Linked DNA regions of Mus musculus: regions 2, 3 and 4 are each linked to region 1. A link is a loop called in an ENCODE intact Hi-C map of the cell type or tissue named here. Cell type or tissue: heart. All regions are shown on one strand. Region 1 holds the start of Kcnh1 (potassium voltage-gated channel, subfamily H (eag-related), member 1). Region 2 overlaps Hhat (hedgehog acyltransferase). Region 3 overlaps Syt14 (synaptotagmin XIV). Region 4 overlaps Syt14 (synaptotagmin XIV).

Region 1 (2,500 bases):
CCAGAAAAACCATCGGACCTTCGTGAGCCATTTGCTCTAGCTGGTTGGCGAGGGTGCATAAGACAGCCCTGCCAAAGGGTTTCTTCTGGTCAGACTTTCCTGCTTAAGGGATGGAAGGTGGAGTTGGCAACGTCCCTGCACCCGAACAGGGCCAGGACCAGTAGCCCAGCTCTGCTGCTACCTCTGGCCTCCCTGCTCCTCAGGACTCCCGGGGAGCCTCCGCGGGGAGGCGGCCAGTGCGCATCAGGAGCGCAGTGCTTGAAGGTGGCCAGCCTGCAGCCACTTTTCGCATGACTTTTCTCACCAAATGCCAGGCTTTCCTGGAGAGGACAGCGGGAGGGCGCGGGAAAAGGCCCCAAAGGCGTAGGCTAGAGATCTCTCCTCCAGAGATGGGGCACACTAGACCCCCTCCAGCCCTGCCCACCTCCCAGGCCCGCAGGCAAGAGAAGCTGGTGAGCGGAGCTCCGGGATGCCCCCGCATCTGTTGGCACCAGGCGGGAGGCGTCTGCAATCACCGCACTCAGAAAAAAAAAAAAAAAAAAAAAAAATCAAAACCCACCTGGGCGACAGAAATCCAAAGGCAGTTCTTACCGTTGGACCGCCGCACGATGTTCTCCAGAAACGTGTTCTGCGGGGCCACTAGTCCCCGCCGGCCGCCAGCCATGGTCATCCTCCCGACTGCCGGACTCTGGGGGCGTCCGGCGCCGTGTCTCACCGCAGCAGGCGGCCGGGTGCGCAGCCCGCAAGCGTTCCTGGCTCCACGCGCCCCATGCGCTCCGCAGCCCCGGAGCGCAGGGGCGGCGGCTGGCTCCCGCTGCCGCCCTCGCTGCGCTCCGCACCTCCCCGCTGCGGCCCGCCCGGGTGTGCGCTCGAGTGCCCCGGGCTCGGTGCGCCGCGGCCGCCTCCCGTGGGCGGAGGGAGCCAGCCGGTCCAGGGCGCCCCCTACCGTGCGCGCATCCCTCGGGGACACAGCCGTAACCAAGAGCCACGGGGTGAGGCTGGAACCGGAGCGGCACCCTCTGGGTGCAGCGGGAAGTGTTATCCAGAGTGTGCCTGGGGTGTGCAGAGCACGGTGAGCAGCTTTATTGGTAAAGTCACATACACACACACACCCGAAAAGGTCACAAGAAGACTCTTTCTTTACGCGGTGTCAGATCGGAGTCAGAACCTTCAGGCTCTGCAAACAGCATGAGCTGCATGTCTATCCAGCTTCCCCAGAATTAACCAACCAAGTGTCTAAGGGCAACAACTTACAGAGTGACTGCCAGATTCAGCTCCCAGGAGCCGTTTTGGTTTGTCTTTACCATCAATGTGCCTGCAGCCTCCTCAGTTGATAAATGGCTTTCACCTGTTTGGCGTCTTCTCTTACAGAGCAATCATTTTACCAAAAAAGAAAAACAACAAAACATGAGTTGGCACATCGGGGTTTCCAGCTACAGTACAATCTCTTAAGATTTGTGTGTAAGGTGAAAAAAACAAAAAAAAAAACAAAAAACGGGAACTGGCTGTCCAGCATCAAAGAGGAGGGCTACTTCTGAAAGCTTCCCAAAGTAAAAGTACATCAGATTTTAATTAAACAGCCATAGCTGTGGCTTGGAGAAGCATCCACAAGGCACAGGTGAAGCAGGTGCGGCTTCACAGCAGGTAGAAATGACTTGGACCTCTTGTTCACTGAAGGAAGAGGGGGTGTTCCAACTGCACATAATGTGTACCTGTCGTTGTGCTGTGCGTGTGGCGGGGGACTGAGACAATGCCCACAGAAGGATGCATTGCTACTTGACTGGTTAGTTTCCAACTGGACAAAGATTCAAAATAAAATGCAAAGATAAACCCGCCGCTGAAGCCCGTGACGCCGGGGCTCACCTCCGGAAACACCTTAATGGTTCGCAAAGACACACTGTCTCAATTTTTTAATCTCAGAAGCAGAGCCAATTCCTTCCAGGCATTCTCTGAGTGGTCGAGCACTGCGGAGAATAGACGGGGGGGGGGGGGGGGGGATCCTGACTTTAAAGTTCTGTGCGGGAGGTCTGCAAAGATGGCTCAGCACCTGAGAGCACTCTTGCAGGAGACCTGCGTTTAGTTCACAGTAGGCCAAAGCCATCTGAAATTTCAGTTCCAGACCATTTGATGCCCTAGTCTGACTTCTTCAGGCACCAAGCATGTGCATAGTACACGTACAAACATGCAGGCAAAACACTCAAACTCACAAAATCTGTCTGAAAAAAAAAAAAATAAGTGCCAAATCAAATGTCATTTTCAGAGTGACTAAATTAATTGGGCCATTATAAATGTCACCTTTCATCTATCTGTGTGGATATAACTCAAGCAACGCTCCTGCCAGCAGAAGATGGCTCGGCAGGACTGGTGTGTGCTATGACTTGAAGGTAAAGCTGCATCTCTCCCACTGGATAACGGCTCCCTGCAGGTTAGAGCTGTGATTTCTTAAACACTGGCTCCGTCTAGTGGTTCTTTGTTCTATTACAAATGAGGTAAACTACTC
Region 2 (2,500 bases), 360 kb before region 1:
AATTCACACAGATACAAACTTGCTAATTCTGCAGGGATATGGAAACTGTAGATCCACAGTTGCCAAATCTAACAGAGATGGATGTACCCAGATACATGCTTACTAATTTCTACTGAACATGACTGCATGTATAAATAAACGCTCACTAATTCTCTGGGAGTCATTTCCCACCCCTCTGATGTTCCTACAAGTATCTCATGGGGTAGCTTGGAAGACTGACCTCAGAGCCAGCATCTCCCTGTCTCTAGTGCCGTAAACCTGACTACAGTCGGCTGTTTTAAGCCTGCAAGGTTACTATAGTGCTCCTATAGCAGCCTTTAACCTGGACTCCGGGTGAGAGAGGAGGCTGAGAGACTGGGTCTGCTTTTTCTACTGTGCACCTTCCCTGCACTGATACAGAATGGAAGGTAGACATGCCTGGGGAAAACATTGGGGTCTGGTGTGTGTAATGCTCACAGCATTTGATCAGTAAGACTCACCTCTGTTGCTGAGATAATTTAGCAGAGAGTAAGGATTCCATGCCTTCATCTCTAATATATGTGTGTGTGTGTGTGTGCGTGTACTATTTAAACATGCTTTAAATGACTTAAAGTTTTACAGATTTAAGGAGGTCGTGGCTGGGGGTCTTGTGCCACCCGCTTACTCTAGGATGAGCTACCCTGGGTTATGCTCAGCTTGCTCTAGGATGGGCTACCCTGGGTTATGCTCAGCTTGCTCTAGGATGGGCTACTCTGGGTTATGCTCAGCTTGCTCTAGGATGGGCTACCCTGGGTTATGCTCAGCTTCCTCTAGGATGGGCTTCCCTGGGTTATGCTCAGCTTGCTCCAGGATGGGCTACCCTGGGTTATGCTCAGCTTGCTCTAGGATGGGCTACCCTGGGTTATGCCCAGCAGAAACAAGCACAAAGCGCTGCTTATGTCGTATTTGCTTGCAGAAGCTTTGTGATAGAATAGAGAAGCTTCAACCTTCCAGGCTGACGTGAGCATAGATTTCTTCAGCAGGCAGCTGTTGCGTTCTGCTCTGTAAAGATATCAATGAGACGTAACTCCGTTTTATGGCTTTTCCTGGGGGAGACATAAAGAGACGTCTATTCATTCCAGATAGGGTACTCACAAACCAAGAACGAATTCTGTCCAACCTCCCTTAGTGGAACCAGTGAGTTTGCTGGGGTTACTTTCATGAGCATAGGTGACCACAGATCTCTCCAACATTAGCTCCACACGTTGGCACACACATGCAGGTGCGTCTCCCCACACACCTACGCACACATACACGCACTCCAATACACAGATACCTGCATGTAGACCCCCAATATTCTCTTTCCTGATTCCTTGCACAATTGCTTGGGTATACCATGTACACACACACACAGACACACACACACATTTGTCTTGCTTCTTCCTTACCATCTCATATAGCTTGGCAAACCATGACTCAACACTTAACTCAGAGGAGTTAACTCTTAACTCTCACTTAACAGGAGAGGCTCCTTGCCCTGAGGAACCTGGTTCCTTTTCCTCTGGATTCCAGTGGGGGACGGGAGAGGGTGCTGTTGTACATGTCAGAACCCCAACATTCCCTGAAACTGTTTGCTATTTCTAGTGGAGAGAGGAGAAAGTGTATTTTGTCCCTGGTTGCTAGCTTGTCCAGACAGTTTATTCATCTCCTGATGCAAATGCTTCTAGACAGGAACTTTCTTTAAAGGCAAACTGAAGTGTGGCACTGAAGATCCAGGGGATCTGTGGTGATGTAAAACTCCCTCCCTCCCATCTTCTCAGGTTCTTGGGAGTGAAACTTCGCTCATGGTGTCTTTTGCATGAGCAAAGACAGAGGGCAGATGTCAGCATCTCACAGGCTTATTGTGAGAGAGGACTCATTCACTGGACCTCCGTTCAAATGGAGCTTCTATCTCCTTAGATCTAGACACTAGAGCAGCATTTCTCAACCTGGGGGTTGCAACCCCTTTGGGATGGAACTACCCTTTCACAAGGGTCGCATATCAGATATCCTACACATCAGTTATTTGCATTACAATTCATAACAGAAGCAAAACTAATCATGAAGTGGCAATAAAAATAATTTTATTGTGTGTGTGTGTGGGGGGGGGGGGTCACCACAATACGAGGAGCTGTATTAAAGGATCACAACATTAGGAAGGTTGAGAACCTCTGCTCTAGAGGGTTGATGAGCAGGTGCCTCCTGCCCAGTGAAGTTGATTCACACTTCAGTGTTTATGGTTAGATATAGATCTGCCCACCGTGGCCATTCTTGGCATCTGCTCTGGTTTCACTTCTGTTGCCATGATAAAACACGCACACCAAAAGCAGCTTATGGGAGGAAATGATTTATTTCAGACTACTGTTCCAGATTACAGTCCATCACTGAAGGAAAATCAAGATAGGAACTCAAGCAGACAGTCCCACCACAGGTACCATCAAGAGCAGAGAAAAACAAATGGATGCCTGCTTGCCTGCTCTCGTGGACCCCTCTCCTGTCTGAC
Region 3 (2,500 bases), 710 kb before region 1:
CACACATCTGTATGTAAATATGCCATAGTGCATGTCTGTGTGTGCATGTACACAGCTGTGTGTCATAAGTCATTTTCTCCTGCCACCTTTTAGGGTCCATAAATTAAACTCAGATCACCAAGTTCCCACCCAGGAGCCACTACCTTCTGAGCCATCTCTGGCACTAAAAATCCTTTAATTATGTTGTTTTAATAAGTAGCCTTTCTCTTTTCCTCCTCCCTCCACCCCTTTCTCTTCAACTCTCTCCCTTCCTGTCTTTTTTTTAAAGATTTATTTATTTATTATATGTAAGTACACTGTAGCTGTCGTCAAACACATCAGAAGAGGGCATCAGATCTCTTTACAGATGGTTGTGAGCCACCACGTGTTTGCTGGGATTTGAACTCAGGACCTCTGGAAAAGCAGTCAGTGCTCTTAACCACTGAGCCATCTCTCCAGCCCCTTCCTGTCTTCTTTTATCATGCCATTCATTCTTCCCCTCTTCCATTCCTGTTCTAACCCAGGAGGTCCCTTTGAGAATCTTCAGATAACATTCTGAATGTTTATTCTACCATTGTGTATGTATGTTTGTCTTTTCCTTATATCAAGCAATCAAGCCTTTTTTCTTACGAAAACCCCAGTACGCTTTGAAAAGGGTAAAAAGCAGAAATGATACCACCCATTTGTCACAAATGTATATATACAGGTAAAATAAAAACAAAGCCATTGCCCTGGATCACCCGTCACACCCCTCTAGAGTTAACCATATTTTGCATGTGTATAAATCACTTTCTTCACTGAATTACCACCCACCATACTTCCAGTGGACTAGAGTTAGTTTGCTAGATGTCCTCCGAGTTGTTTGCTTTGGGCTTGTTTTTAGTGCATACAACTATTTTACTGCTGTGAGGTACACCATCAAATGAGCTTACCAAAACCCCATTGTCTGTCCTCCATTTTGGTCGGGGTGAGGAGTGCCTCCCTAGCGTTACTCTTTCTTGTCTCTTGGTGGCACTGCATACATCTCCAGTGAGTATATATGTAGGAGTGGGACTGCAAAAGTGTGGGGGCAGGTATCTCTGACATTTTTTATACTATCTGCTTACACTCCCACCAGAAGAAGACGATGGTTCCCCTTCTCTGTGTCCACACCATACTAGATGTTCTTTTAGCCCATGTGTTTATTGTTCCCTCCAGGTTTGAACTACTGACACTAGGAAACTGTAAAGAACTTTTTGAGATTTTTATTAGAATTATATTTAATCTATTAGATGACAGGAGGAGAACATTGCCAAACAGCTCTCTAACACGTTCAGTGAGCTTCTCTGGTAAACACTTTTCATTTGCTTGGCAATGCTCATGCTTTCTTTAGATGCCTTTCAGGATAGCATTCCACGCATTATGTTCATTCTGGATATTTTATGTTTTAAGCTGCAGTTAATGCTTATGCTTGTTTTCTTTCGTTTGATACAAGATCTTACGATGTAGCCTTGGCTAGTGCAGAACTCACTGTGTAGACCAAGCAAGTCTGAAACCTGAAGTCCTCCTGCTTCAACCTTCTCTGCAGTACTGGAATACGAGCATGAGCCACCATGCCCATGTCTATAAATGCTCCTTTTTACAAATTTTGTTTTCAGGTGTGTTGCTGATGTGTTTGCAATTTTGTTTTTCAAATTTCACCTTTTGTGCAACTGCAGTTCTTCTGTGGATTTGTTCAAATTTCCTTTGTACTTTTGTATATTAGACAGGCTTACCCATTCATCTTACAATGTAAGACTCTGACAAGCCTTAGCTACCAGGGACCCCCTGAGTGAGCCATGTTGAACTGGGGATCGATGCAAAAGCAAGAGGAATTTATTGTTCCAGTGCTCTGGGGTCATCCTGCATCCAAAGGAGAGGTGGTGATTCTGGGAAGCCCATTTGGAGAGTCTTTATAGTTTCCAGGAGTGGAATAGAGCATCAGTAACTAGACACAATATTATTGACAGAACAGTGCACCCTTTAAACTGATTGGTAATGAGGTAGTAGAGGCTTCAGCCTCTCCCTTCCAGCCTACTTGCTCCACCAACCTTTTCCTTCTGGAAGGGGAGGGATCTCATGTTCTGGGGCCGGGTGGAATTTTCCAACAGTCTTTAGTTAGCTGACCTCTTCAACATTATGATGGCTTTAATTTACTTTGTTGGTGTTTATTAAGGCTAGGACCTTCACTGGCTGTGATTTCTAACCTACTGAGTGGTGACAGAAATTAGAAATGGTTAACAGTTTCAAAGGGGAAACAAGTTATGAAAATTTTTGAGACTGGGTCTCATGTATGCCAGGGTGGCCTGGAGCTCACTGTGTAAACAAGAGTGGCCTTGACTTTTTCTCATCTTTCTGCCTCTACCACCTGAGGGCTGAGATTACAGGTATGTGCCACCACATCTAGCTTATGTGGTGCTGGAGACTGAACCTAGTGCCTTGTGTGTGCTCTAGCTCCATCCTCCTCCCCCAACCCCCACATACACTCACACACACACACCCT
Region 4 (2,500 bases), 720 kb before region 1:
CCTGGAAGGCTGTGGTGCACAGCAGTGGAACCAAAGAAAGCACACAGCTGTTCTTAAAATTAAAAGTTTCTGCTAGAGATGAACCCCAGTCCTACCTGGGAAAGAGATGTGCTGGTGTAGATAAAGAGAACAGCAGCATGGTGACCACTAGGGGAAAGCAGGAAAGCCACATGATCTGGGCCTTGTGAGAGTTCATGCCCAGTTCTGAAGCAATGTTTCTATACAGGTCATTGGACACAGAGTCTGAGTGAATGTGTACTCCTCGTGGGATTAACTAATGAAAAGTAGATTTAAATGTGTTTGGTTTACTTTTTCCTTTTCTCCCCTCCCTCCTCTCCCCTCCCCTCCCTCCCCTCCCCTCCCCTCTTCTTTTCTTTTCTTTTCTTTTCTTTTCTTTTCTTTTCTTTTCTTTTCTTTTTGAGATAGGTTTCTCAATGTAGCAGTCATTGGCTATCCTTGAACTTGCTTTGTAGACCAGACTGGCCTCTAACTCACAGAGAGAGTGCTTCTGCCTCCCAAGTGCTGGGATTAGTGGTGAGCGCCACTACCACCCAGTGTGTTTGTTTTTCAAACATGATTCCTAGAGGAAAATCTCCCCACCTCTATTTGGTCAATTATATGAGACTGAAAGAGGATGCCCAAGATAGAGAGCTAATGCATGGAAAATGCTATTCCAACATTTTGAAACACCCAAGGTACTAGTATTCTTCTAACGTGGAGAGCTCAAGATCCAGGTGCTGCCAATTCAGTGGAAGAATTGAGAATTGATCACTGTAGAGTTGGGCCTAAGGATGGTTGAGCTTTCCAGCAGGTGTCAGCATTACTTTAAGCAGCAGCTTTAGGCTTCTGTGGAAGAGGATGGTTAGACTATTCCTTTGTTCTCAACATCCTGGGGTTAGCTTTTACTGTCTTGGAATATGCTATATTCTATCTAGAGTTGCATTCAATATTTTACCGTGTACATTTTTTTATTATGATCGTCTATGAAATTACTTACCTATAATACTAAGAAGCAAAAATTTTTTCCTTCACAGAAGACCCAAGAATTTTAAGGAGACTGGGTCAACAGGGGGCAGCACAATCTTAGGATATTTAAATTTTGGTCATTTGACCATTCAGAAACAAGATATAGATCCTGTGGTAGGGGCATTTTGAAGCATAGAATCCCTTTGTGTAAAATGAAATATGATTTATAACACAAAAAGCAGATAAAGTGATGTTTATTAATATATTACTTTATAGTACTTACATTAAACACTGAAATAAACTGAAAATAACGGACTTGCTTAAAAAAAAATTAAAGAAATCTTTCAGAAAGTGTGATGGCTGCCTTCCCATTTCCAATGAGGACATTGAACCTTAGTCTCTGGTCCCATGCCTGGGAGCCTGCCATTGCACACCTGTGGGTGACACACCTTAGTGTCACCGCACCACTGACAGTTCTGTTCACGGCTTTGGTTTTCGCAGTTCATCTTAGGGGAAACCCTGATTTGCATGGGTGGATTGCAAATGATAACTTCAACTCGTTATTCTGCAGTCTCCAAATATTCTTTCTTTAGGTAAATGGCAGGAGAATGTTTGTTTCATGGTGGCGAGGATAGCATATTGAATCTGTGATACAAACAAATGTTTTGCTGCTTTGTGATATGTGGGCAGGTAGTGTAAGGGCAAAGACAGCAGTAGGTGCAGCTGTTCCACACCCCTCAGGTAAACTGAAGCAGGAGGATGCTAACTGCTCACTAGCATCCCAGTGTGCAGCAGGCAGGCTCAGAAACCTGCCTCCCACATTTACTCACCAGGCACATTGCTCCTTCTCCTCTCATCCACTCATGTCCCATATTGTGCATATCTTCTATTTTAAATAGCTAAAGTCATATTTTAAAAATAAAACCCAGTAGAGTCCAGAAAGTACAGTTATGGGTAATAGCATTATCTAAAACATAAATAATGTTTCTAATAATAAAAATATGCTTATAACACAGATTCAGATAGTTGCATTTAAAACATTCGTTCATAGAAACATTCTGTGCATTTAAAATACACCAACTGGAAGCCAGAGATATGACTTAGCTGCTAACAGCATACAATGCTCGTGCAGGGAACCCAAGTTTGGCTCCCAGCAACCATGTCAGGTGGCTCACAACCACCTATAGTTTCAGCTTAAGGTACCTACATTCACATAGACAGACAGACAGACAGACAATTATAAAACTTTTTAAAATCAGTTTGAAAAGAACAATATGTATAAAAATAATCAGTTGTATCCCGCTATTTAAGTCCAGTGGCCAGTTTGAATAAGCTCACCCTCCATTGTGTCCAGAGGTCACTTCTGGAGGACAGAACTGTACAAATTAGCAGCTCAGCCAGTGTTGCAAATCTAAGAAAGGAAGCTTTTCATTTTTCAGGAATATGGTGGACCAGGAAGTCAAGTCCAGGACCCTAACCTTATAATAAGACCATGTTTTGTCACTCAGTGCTTCCCAGAAGACTCAACCAGTGA

The links. Hi-C counts contacts between places; a loop is a spot of excess contacts. Peaks named below come from ENCODE experiments on the same cell type or tissue, not always from the same donor. Only the 100,000 strongest peaks of a DNase experiment are listed, where the experiment ranks them.
Region 2: a loop joins it to region 1, with 5 times the contacts of the local background. A loop is called at or near these places in 3 of 42 quality-filtered maps.
Region 3: a loop joins it to region 1, with 2.1 times the contacts of the local background. A loop is called at or near these places in 3 of 42 quality-filtered maps.
Region 4: a loop joins it to region 1, with 2.5 times the contacts of the local background. A loop is called at or near these places in 3 of 42 quality-filtered maps.

What each region holds. Positions count from the first base shown.
Region 1 is chr1:192,189,178-192,191,677 of GRCm38, reverse strand. Kcnh1 (potassium voltage-gated channel, subfamily H (eag-related), member 1) reads right to left here and starts at 901. Exons shown (of 11, transcript NM_001038607.2): 1 at 592-901. The coding sequence starts at 670. In heart, CTCF peaks have their summits at 989 (motif pointing left) and 2,464; a DNase peak (open chromatin) is centred at 947; H3K4me3 peaks cover 1,167 bases; H3K27ac peaks cover 240 bases; H3K27me3 peaks cover 1,572 bases.
Region 2 is chr1:192,546,124-192,548,623 of GRCm38, reverse strand. The region is part of intron 11 of Hhat (hedgehog acyltransferase); the gene reads left to right. Among named protein-coding and RNA genes, the nearest start is that of Gm31011, 31 kb to the right of the region's middle. In heart, a CTCF peak has its summit at 1,540; no DNase peak of the experiment used is centred here.
Region 3 is chr1:192,903,882-192,906,381 of GRCm38, reverse strand. All of the region lies in intron 6 of Syt14 (synaptotagmin XIV), which reads left to right. Among named protein-coding and RNA genes, the nearest start is that of Gm39746, 25 kb to the left of the region's middle. In heart, a CTCF peak has its summit at 982; no DNase peak of the experiment used is centred here.
Region 4 is chr1:192,910,858-192,913,357 of GRCm38, reverse strand. All of the region lies in intron 6 of Syt14 (synaptotagmin XIV), which reads left to right. Among named protein-coding and RNA genes, the nearest start is that of Gm39746, 18 kb to the left of the region's middle. In heart, CTCF peaks have their summits at 853 (motif pointing right) and 1,056 (motif pointing right); no DNase peak of the experiment used is centred here.